2 separate regions of the Mus musculus genome follow, and region 1 is linked to region 2. A link is a loop called in an ENCODE intact Hi-C map of the cell type or tissue named here. Cell type or tissue: heart. All regions are shown on one strand.

Region 1 (5,000 bases), 320 kb after region 2:
CAGAGGCAGAGGCAGGCAGATCTCTGAGTTGGAGGCCAGCTTGGTTTACAGAGTGAGTTCCAGCACAGTCCAGGCTACACAGAGAAACCTTGTCTCTAAAAGCCAAAATCCCAAAACCAAACCAACCAACCAACAAAAATCTCTAAGAGTGTTTTAACTTATAATTAATTTTTTCATATATGTACAGATAAGTGAAAGTAAGAAAGAAAAGATAATGGTCCGTCTTCTCCAAAACATCCACAAGTGTTTAACAGATGTGATTATTGACTTAGTTCCCTAAATGGGTTATTTGAGTTGAGAGTGAGCCCTAAGAACCATTAGACAGGAGGCAGAGGGACATGAGTCACTATGGTAGTGTTAGTCACATAATAATAGAAACTTTAAGAAGAAGTGTCAGAGAGAGAGAGAGAGAGAGAGAGAGAGAGAGAGAGAGAGAGGGAGGGAGGGAGGGAGGGAGGGAGGGAGGGGAGGGGAGAGGAAGGAAATGCAATGCCTCTGGCTTTGACTGGACAGAGTGATGCTAGCAGCCAAATGACAAGTATAGTCTTTAGAAGGTGGAAGGAAACCCATACTCCTCTTGTATCTCCAAAGAAACCAGGCCTATTGCTGCCTTGATAGGAGCCCTTTAAAACATAGTCTGGATTTCTGGCTTCAAAAAAATGTGGTTTTTTTTTTTTTCGATGCTTTAAGTTACCAATTAGTTGGTGATCCAGCACAAATCATGTGCTTTTGTCTCTGTAAAGACCATTGCTGAGTAAACACTGATTTATATGTACAAGATCAAGGCATGCATCTTTTGATATGTAGAACACACACTTATTTTAAAATTTATATTTATTTATTCTTTTGTGTGTGTGTGTGTGGGGGGGGAAGGGGCAGAGTCTGTATAGCTTTTGCTCTCCTGGAACTCACTATATACAGACCACGATGACTTTGAACTTGCAGAGATCCACTTGCCTCTGCCTCCTGAGAGCAGGAATTAAAGTTGTACAGCATTGCATTCAGCACACCCTTTTTAAAAAAGGTAAACTGAACATGTAAGTGGTTTTCAGATTTTAATTCTGGGTGGGTGGGTGGTGGTGCACACCTTTAATTCCAGCACTCTGGAGGCAGAGTCATGGAGGCCAGCCTATTTTATAAAGTGACTTCCAGGACAGCCAGGACTATGCAGGGAAAACAGGTCTCAACTGAACCAAACCAAACAAAATAAAATTGAATTCTAGGAATCTGTCATTTAATATTGGAATCATTGTGAAGACGTGACAGCCAGCTCTAACCCCATGGCGTTGTTGTATTGCCTGTACAGGAAGAAACCGCTGTCTCTCAGTCTGTAATGACACTCTCCTAAGAGCGGTCAAGTCTGTCTAATGATTCATACCTGACTTCTTTGTAGTGACTCACAAATTTAACACAGTATCAGGCTCAAGGCTGTTGGCTTTTGCATTTTTATTTTTATTTTAGATAGAATTCTCTGTGTAACCCTGGCTGTCCTGGAACACCCCTGTAGACCTGGCTGGCTTTGAACTCTTTGATCTGCCTTCCTCTGCCATCCAAGTGCTGGAATTAAAGGCGTGTGCCCCACTGCCCAGCCAAAACTAAATGTATGTTAACACACACATAAGCACATGAATATACATACTCTAAGGAGAGGTAGCAGAGTGAAGAGGAGAGCACACAGATGCCATGGGCAGGATGCCTGTGGCTCCAGGGCTTTCCTTATCATTAACATGGGCAGTGGTGACACATGCCTTTAATCTCAGCACTTGGGAGGCAGAGGCAGGAGGATTTCTGAGTTCAAGGCCAGCCTGGTGTACAGAGTGAGCTCCAGGACAACCAGGTGATGCAGAGAAACCCTGTCTCAAAAAAAAAAAAAAACCAAAAAAACAAACAAACAAAAAAAGCTACAAGAAATGATGATGGAAAACATATTTTGAGAAAAAAAGGCTTATATCAAGTGCAGGAATCAAGTTGAAAGAAAGGAATATATAGTTTCATTAAATGTACTTTAATAGGTGCTAGGGAAGTTGATGCAAAAATCTCACTAATTATCAAGAGAGCAAAGGAATCTTTATGAAGCATTAACAACAACATATTAGGAGGCTTTCCAAGATCTTTTTCTTCTTTTTTTTTTTTTTTTTTTTTAAATTTGGTTTTTCTAGACAAGGTTTCTCTGTATAGCCCTGGCTGTCCTGGAACTCACTCTGTAGACCAGGCTGGCCTGGAACTCAGAAATCCGCTTGCCTCTGCCTCCCAAGTGCCGGGATTAAAGGCGTGTGCCACCACTGTGGTTTACTAGTCTTAGAAGCAGACGTCTCACATTGCTCTCGGTATCCTCATAAAATCTTCCTTAGCATCCCAGACATGGTAAAGAAGGTTGCCCTCTTCCAAAATGGCTGAAGCGCCCTCAGCCTCCGCAGAGAGCATGACCGGAAGTTGCGCAACCCATAAGGCTGAGCGGCTCTTACGGTGATAAGAGTTTCCGCCATTTTTGAAAACTGGGAAGCTCATTGCTGGAGTAGGAGCGGCCGTTGCGATGGCAGCGTTTGCGGTGGATCCCCAGGCGCCCACGTTGGGTGAGTGGACCGCGGCTTTCCCGGCGGCACAGCCAGCGCGCTGTTGACCCGGAGGTGTCACACGCCACGGAGGGAGCGGGGAGCGCTGTGGCCGGTGACATCTGGGCGGTGGTACCCGGGAACCCGGCACGGCGCCCGGCTGCACTGTGGTCACCTGCCCCGTACCCCGAAAGCATGCACGAGGATGGGCGGTGAGCCACTGGTCGCTGTAGTAACCGGTTGCCGCTGGGCCACCTAGGTTTCTAGGTCGGATCTTAATGTCACAAAAGAAATTTGTATATGAATGCATGACCCAGAACCAACCTGGCTCGCCCGGCTCCCCCGCCTTTTACTTTGGAACTTGACTCTATTGGACGACTGCTGATTCTAAAGAATTATCCCCATTATTTGTTGGGGAAACGTTCCGAATATGCCGTATTTGGAGAAAAAACAAACCAATTAACATGTTGATTCTCCACTCCCGCTGAGTTTTGTGAGTAGTGACAATGGTCATATTCTACAACAGAAAACAAACAAAACCTGTCTACAGTTTCCTAGACGTATCGTAGTATTATTAGTTTATAACTCTCTAAGCTTGGTAAAGAGAGTAAGCATTGTATTTATTGTGTAGAACTAACTTTGTAGATTCAAAAGGCATGTAATGCTTGCCACGTTTTGGGTAAAAAGTTGTTTTAAGAATAGAGTTGCAGCCGGGCAGTGGTGGCGCACGCCTTTAATCCCAGCACTTGGGAGGCAGAGGCAGGTGGGATTTCTGAGTTCGAGGACAGCCTGGTCTACAAAGTGAGTTTCAGGACAGCCAGGATTATACCGAGAAAACTTGTATTAAAACCAAACCAAAAAGGGAAAAAAGAATGACATAACTTGATTTTGTTTATCATAAAAACTGAACCAATAATGCTAATAATGTAGATACACTGTTGCATTAAAACTTGTTTTCTGATTTTTTTTTTCATATTATTTAGAGATCAGGGCAGTTCCAGTTTTTCTGTCCAACAGTGACATTTTGGAGAGCATATTTTCAGGTGTAAGAAATGTGAACACATTCTTGTATATTGCCTAGCTTAGGCTCTGACTTTGTCTGATATTAACTGTTCAGAGTCACATGTTGCACGTGTTTTAGGTGTCTGCTGGTCTGACATCCTCTTGGCACCTCACCCAGGCACTCCTCTCTGAGGAAGTCAGTGAAGGAATTAACATTTAGGGGCAGAGATTGAGAAGTGGAATTTCAGACGTGCAGGATGCAGCAATCATTAAGCCTTTATGTTTAGTCATGAAGGAATGGTTAGTGGCAGTCTGGCTTCCTACTTTATCACGGTGTATTTAGGTAGCTGAGTTTTTTCTTGACCTAATTAGATTGTTATATAATGTGCAAGTGTATGGATGTGTTGTGTGTCCTGGGACTGAATTTAGGCTTAATGGCAAGGACTTTGACCCATTGAACCATCTCACCACACCTTGATAACTCTTACAGTTGTCACAGTTTTCCTACCCCTCTTGTAGATGATAGTTGTGATGTTACCAAAACCTTTGTATTTTGTTACAGGTCTTTTCTAAATATCTATTTAGAATATGCTTTTGTTGAGACTTCTGGTTTGAGTTTAACTTACTTTTTTTTTTTTTTTTGAGACAGGGTTTCTCTGTATAGCCCTGGCTGTCCTGGAACTCACTCTGTAGACCAGGCTGGCCTCGAACTCAGAAATCCGCCTGCCTCTGCCTCCCTAGTGCTGGTATTAAAGGCATGCATCACAATGCCCTGTTTAACTTTCTTTTGAGATACGTAGTAGCACTATGTAACATAACTAGTGCTTTACAAAAGAATTACAATTTTCTTTTTACACCTTAGTGTGTGTGTGTGTTTGTGTGTGTGTATACATTTTTCCCCCGAGGGGGAGGGAGGGGTGAGGATGGGAGTTTCAAGACAGGGTTTCTCTATATATATAGCCCCTGGCTGACTGGAACTCACTTTGTTGACCAGCTGACCTCGAACTTAGAGACCTGCCTGCCTCTTTCTCACGAGTGCTGGAATTAAAGGCCACCACCATCCAGCCTTACAGCTTTTTTGATACTTGTTTTATTCTTCTGAGTTATTTTGTTTTTTCATCCCTCTTTTTAAACTTAAACTGTTAGTATCCAGATCTGCATTAATAATGGAAAAAAAGAGGAAGGGTATGCTATTAAAAGCTTTTGAATATCAGAAAACAAGTATTTAGGCTATTTAGAAGTTAAGCAATAGTTAGTAAAAACCACATAACTCTCATACCAGACATCAGACTTCTCTGAATACAATAAATCATACAAAGGCTTACTCCCTAAGCCAGAAAATGAAGTGTTCATCAGTAGACATGCAAGTCTTCGTTACCACTTTACAAAGGTTTTGTATCATAAGATGCTGGTGGATTATGAAGTCCTTACTGAATGTTAGCTATC
Region 2 (5,000 bases):
ACAGCTCCTGTCAGTACCAAAGCAGGAAGAGCCCAGAATGACCCTAGAAAATCCTACTGTGTACAAAAGCATCTAAGCTTAGAGAATGGTAAGATTGGCAAGATGGCACAAAAAAAATTTTTTAAGAGTTTCAACTGGCCAGATATAAAACTACTTAAATTTCTAAGTAAAAGAGAGTAACAGGTTTGATCAATTTTATAAAACAGGAATCTATGAATCCACAAAAATACAATAAATAAATCGAAAGCTTAACAAGAAGAATTTATTTCTCCAAGTAGCTCCCTACAAAGGACATCTTATTAAAAGTAAAATGTAACTTACATGGAAAAAAATCACAAAAATCCTCCTATTCAAGTTATTTACCACTACCAACAATGGGAGAAACAAAAATTTGAGACCATCAGATAAGACAGTGAGAATACAATGCCATTTGTTACATGTCTGTCAAATGAACACAACTAAATCAAATCATGAAGAATCCTCAGTCACATAAAAATAGGATCTATCTATAGTATCTATAACACAACTGGCCTGAATTCTATACAAGTTTAAGACCTTGAAATCTGGGAAAACTGGATAAACATTTCTCATTAAGGAAGTCTAAAACACGATTGTGCTAAACAGAAAAAAAGAAAAATAGCTCCTTACTAGATCCTCATACTGGGAAGTCTTACTGATAATTGGAAAAACCGGAATCTGACATTTGTGGACTAGACACTGATAATGTGTTCACAGAAACTTCCCATATTCGAAGGTTGTACTTTTAAAAGAAAGCATCCCATCTGTGAAAAAAACACACACTAGTTTTGGGGGGTGGGGGGGGTCATGGGAGAAGTCAACTTACTCCCAAACTTTTGAGAAAAACAATTTTTTTGTACTACAACATTTAATTCCTTGTAACTTTAAGATCATTTCAAATTAAGCAAAGTCATCCTTACATAAAACATTTCATCACTTAAAACTCTTCTTCAGCTTCCCATTGAAAAGGGGGAGGACTTTTAAGTTTATTTTTAAAGATTTGTTTATTTTTATGCACATTGGTGTTCTGCCTACATGTCTGTGCAAGAGTGCCAGAGCCTCTGGAACTGCTGTTACAGATAGTTGTGGGCTGCCATGTGGGTGTTGGGAATTGAACTCTGTCTTCTGGAAGAGCAGCCAGTAATCTTAACCACTGAGCCATAAAACCTCTTAAAATGAGCTGAAAGCTGTTGGATGGTCGTTTCTACCTTTTGGTCTTACTGTGATCTGTGTTTCATATTTTTTCCTTCCTAATTACAGATATATTTGAATAACTAACAGGCTAATGTGTCCCTCTATCATCCAATTTATTAGGAGCAGAAAGTCTTTGCTCTTGTTACCCACCAGTACATATCCCAGAGAAGAGAAAATGTTTTACACACTGCTTTAAATTACTTGTGGCATGCTGCCTGTGTGTCTGTGTTTTCTCTGCTTTTCCTTTCCTAAGCATCTCCTTTGAATCCTCCCTTCAGGAGTTGCAAACTATGTAAGATGCAACTCCAGTCCTTTACAATAAAGCTTTAAGAAGCTTCCTTACCATCTAAAAATATAAGTTGAAATGTATTCACTATGGTAACAAAAACCTATTAGTTTCCACTTGATTCTTCAGTTCTCTGTTTTGCTTTTAGATTTTTTTCTAAGGAGTTTTGGATCACCGTGGCATAATGAACTAGGTTGTTTAAGTGTTAATCTTATTTTCCTCAATTTTTAGTTACCCATTTATTTTCCATTTTGACATGTGTATGATAATCAGCTGTATCTCCCGAGAATATTTTAGGGCTGAGTTAACGCGTGTGTACTTCGGCCAGTTCCTGGTACAGGTTAACAGCTGCTACTTCAGGCTCTTTCTGATATTTCTGCCTTTGTTCGTTATACTTCCGCTTCTTTCCTACAATATGTTGGTTTAGCAACAGGTCCTACAGCCATAAAATTATTAACTGACATCTGGTTAACTACCCAAAGACTCACTATCAATTTCTACTTATTTCAAATCACTACCACCAGCTTCCATCACTTCCTCTTTCAGGGACTTTAATGTGTCTACTTCAACGGTCAAAGTGTCATGACTCAAACACTGCAGTTTCTGTAACAAATCCAGTAAAGGAGAGGATCAGAAGGCAGATTCACAAATCCAGAAATCCTGTAGAACGCTTCATATTTGTTGATACATAAAAGTTGTAAACAATTTTATTTCTAGAAAACTTTAATTATTCTGTCCGGTCCCTGGCAACGGGGTCAATTCAGACAAGTTCTCCACTTTCTGCCAAATCTGCCCTTTCAAGGATACCCACCCTTTAACCAAACCTCCAGAGAGCCGGATCTCTCCACCCGGGTTTTCCCGTCGCCCTGGCAACGGGACCGGAAAAGGCGGGCTTCACACCCTTCCTTCCGCCAGCGGTTGACTACGGCCGCAAGATGCCTGTGGGCCGCGCTGCGGGATGCTTCCCTATCTCTGGCTAGGAGCGGGACCCGCAGCCACCGCCGCAGCCACACAGAAGGCCACGTCAGCCTCGGCGGTCCCACCCGTCCCTCCCTGCTGGCCACCCGTCGGCCTTCGCCCACGCCTTTCCCACAATGCCCCGCGCCAGGCCCCGCCCCGCCGGCGCGACGGGAGCGGCAGAATTGCTGCTGCGCGCGTTCGCAGGCAGCGTCCGGTCCTGCCGGGTCCGGAGCTCGGCGACCTGAGGATGGGGCAGTAGCTGAGGACGCCGAGGTGGGCGCGGGCCGGGCTCCACGCACTGCGGGGGCATCAGGGAGGGAGGACGCCAGACCCATCCCACCGCCTCGGTGCCCCCATTGCGCCGGGTTTTCACGGCCCCCTCCACCCCACCTCTGCGAGCCCCCTTCTGCTCGCACTTTCTAACTCGGGGTCTCTCTCCCTGGTCCGACCTGGGACCTCAAGGCGCACCCTTGCCAGCCCCGTACCCTCTGTCTTTCGCCTCTCCCCGATCCCGCTCTGGAGCGGTGGCAGCATCCCTCATTAACACTGCGTTTACCTGCAGCCTCACTGGCCCCAGGCTGTTCAGTTATTCCCAGGCTTTGCCTGAACCCACCCTAAGCCGAGGGACACCTTATCCCAAAGTCGCCTTTGTTGAGATTTGTTCTTCATTTGTTTTCCTTCCTGATGGTTGTCAGTCTGGGTATTTCTGTTTTACTGTCAGTATATTTTACAAAGGGCTATTAGGGGAGGCGGGTGAAAAAAGGGAGTTAGACGTGAGGTGAGGCCTGTTCCCAGGTAAGGAGAAATACTTAGAAACATATCCGGACTTAAGGGAAGAGAGCTGAAACTGAGGAGGTTAGGGAAGTTAGATCTTTTTTTTTTCCCCCAAAGCATTTGAAGATATTAAAGAGGACTAGTTTAGCTGTAAGGTTAAATGTTAGGGTTTTACCCTCAAGCAATGCCTGGTGCTCTTTGTTTTCCTAGTTTTTACTCCAGACAGGAGCTTTACAGTGAAATTGCATTGATTTGCAATTATTATAAAATATCTTCTCTTGGTGCTAACACTTTAGAGAACTTGTGTGGCCTGCTTTTTTAAGTTATCTATTTTTATACTGATGTTCTTAAACGGTTATGTAAAAAAGTACAACCCTCTTGGAAAAGCTTCATGCTTCCTTGTTTTTCCCTCGAAGGCATTCTCTACAAATGAGATTAGATTTAAAAAAGGAACTTGATAAGCTTTCCAGGCGTGGAAGGAGCTGAAAGGGAGGAGGTATTAGAAAGGGCAGCGTGCTGGGAGAGAAAAGAAATACTGCTGAGTCTTATCCTGGTAGCATCATATTGACCAGAGCCTTTGTGTCTCTGTCCCTGTCTCTCTCAGTATCTCTGTCTCTGTCCCTCCCTCCCTCCCCCATCTCTCTCTCTCTCTCTCTCTCTCTCTCTCTCTCTCTCTTTCTCTCGCATATGTGTGCCTGTGTTTTTCTTGAAAGCTAGCTAGCTACTACTACTCATTACCTTTTTCCTGCTATCAGTGATTTTACAAACATGCCTACCTGAATACAGGGGCAAGGGAGGGTCCTGGAGAATAGGGGTTCAAAGCTATTCACAGGGATGTGACCTTCAGTGTGGAAACTGTATTACTGGCTGTGTCGCTTGACAAATCATGCTATAAATGTTAAGTCTGAAAAGTATTTTAACTGCCTGGTTTGCTCTCTTTAGGTTAACATTTCTGAGCTGTGTTCCCGAGATGCTTGATTGACCCTTGAAGTTATGTGGACAGAGATTCTCACGTGTGTCTATTTTAACCACCGGACCCAGCATTGTATCTTAATGTTCACATAAGTCAGAACTTTCATAAGAAAGAGAATGGGAGTCTGGTTAAACAAAGATGACTTTATCAGAGACTTGAAGAGGATCAGTCTCTGTCTTCTGATACTGTACGTGGTCGTTGTGGTGGGCACAGATCAGAATTTTTACAGTTTACTTGGAGTGTCGAAAACTGCAAGCAGTAGAGAAATAAGACAAGCCTTTAAGAAATTAGCACTGAAGTTACATCCTGATAAAAACCCGGTAGGCAAACTTTCTCTTTTAAATATCGGGATATTTATACTGATGTGCTTAAACGGTTATGTAAAAAAGTACAACCCTCTGGGAAAAGCGGGTTTTCACTCTTTTTAAATCAGTGAAATGCTTAAGCATACTGTCGGAAATTGTAATTTGGGAACTGTAGATGTAATTCAGAAGTAGCGCCCTTACACAGCAGGCACACGACTCAGGGGTTCGATCCCCACCACCTGAAACCCAGTTCATCTGTTAAAGTAAAACCAGGAGAAGCCAAGTACAATGATTTTGTTGGCATCAGATACATAGTTACCTCTTCTCTGTAAACTGATTTACAGCAGAAGTAGAGACACTAACCCCCAAGTCTTGTCTGTGAAGTGGTGTTCACACTCAAGTGGGTGATGAACCCATAGAGACAAATCTGCCCTCAGAATTCAAGTGTCCTGCAGATGTGACAGCAGTCACTAGTCACAGCGTGCTCTAA

What was found. Hi-C counts contacts between places; a loop is a spot of excess contacts. Peaks named below come from ENCODE experiments on the same cell type or tissue, not always from the same donor. Only the 100,000 strongest peaks of a DNase experiment are listed, where the experiment ranks them.
Region 1: it touches region 2 in a loop (2.3-fold over the local background); 5 of 42 quality-filtered maps call a loop at or near these places.

The regions. Positions count from the first base shown.
Region 1 is chr2:80,636,360-80,641,359 of GRCm38, forward strand. It overlaps Nup35 (nucleoporin 35), which reads left to right and starts at 2,453. Exons shown (of 9, transcript NM_027091.4): 1 at 2,453-2,573. The coding sequence starts at 2,534. In heart, no CTCF peak of the experiment used is centred here; a DNase peak (open chromatin) is centred at 2,412; H3K4me3 peaks cover 1,873 bases; H3K27ac peaks cover 997 bases.
Region 2 is chr2:80,313,075-80,318,074 of GRCm38, forward strand. It overlaps Dnajc10 (DnaJ heat shock protein family (Hsp40) member C10), which reads left to right and starts at 2,392. Exons shown (of 23, transcript NM_024181.2): 1 at 2,392-2,731; 2 at 4,175-4,525. The coding sequence starts at 4,322. In heart, a CTCF peak has its summit at 2,499; a DNase peak (open chromatin) is centred at 2,457; H3K4me3 peaks cover 2,133 bases; H3K27ac peaks cover 1,632 bases.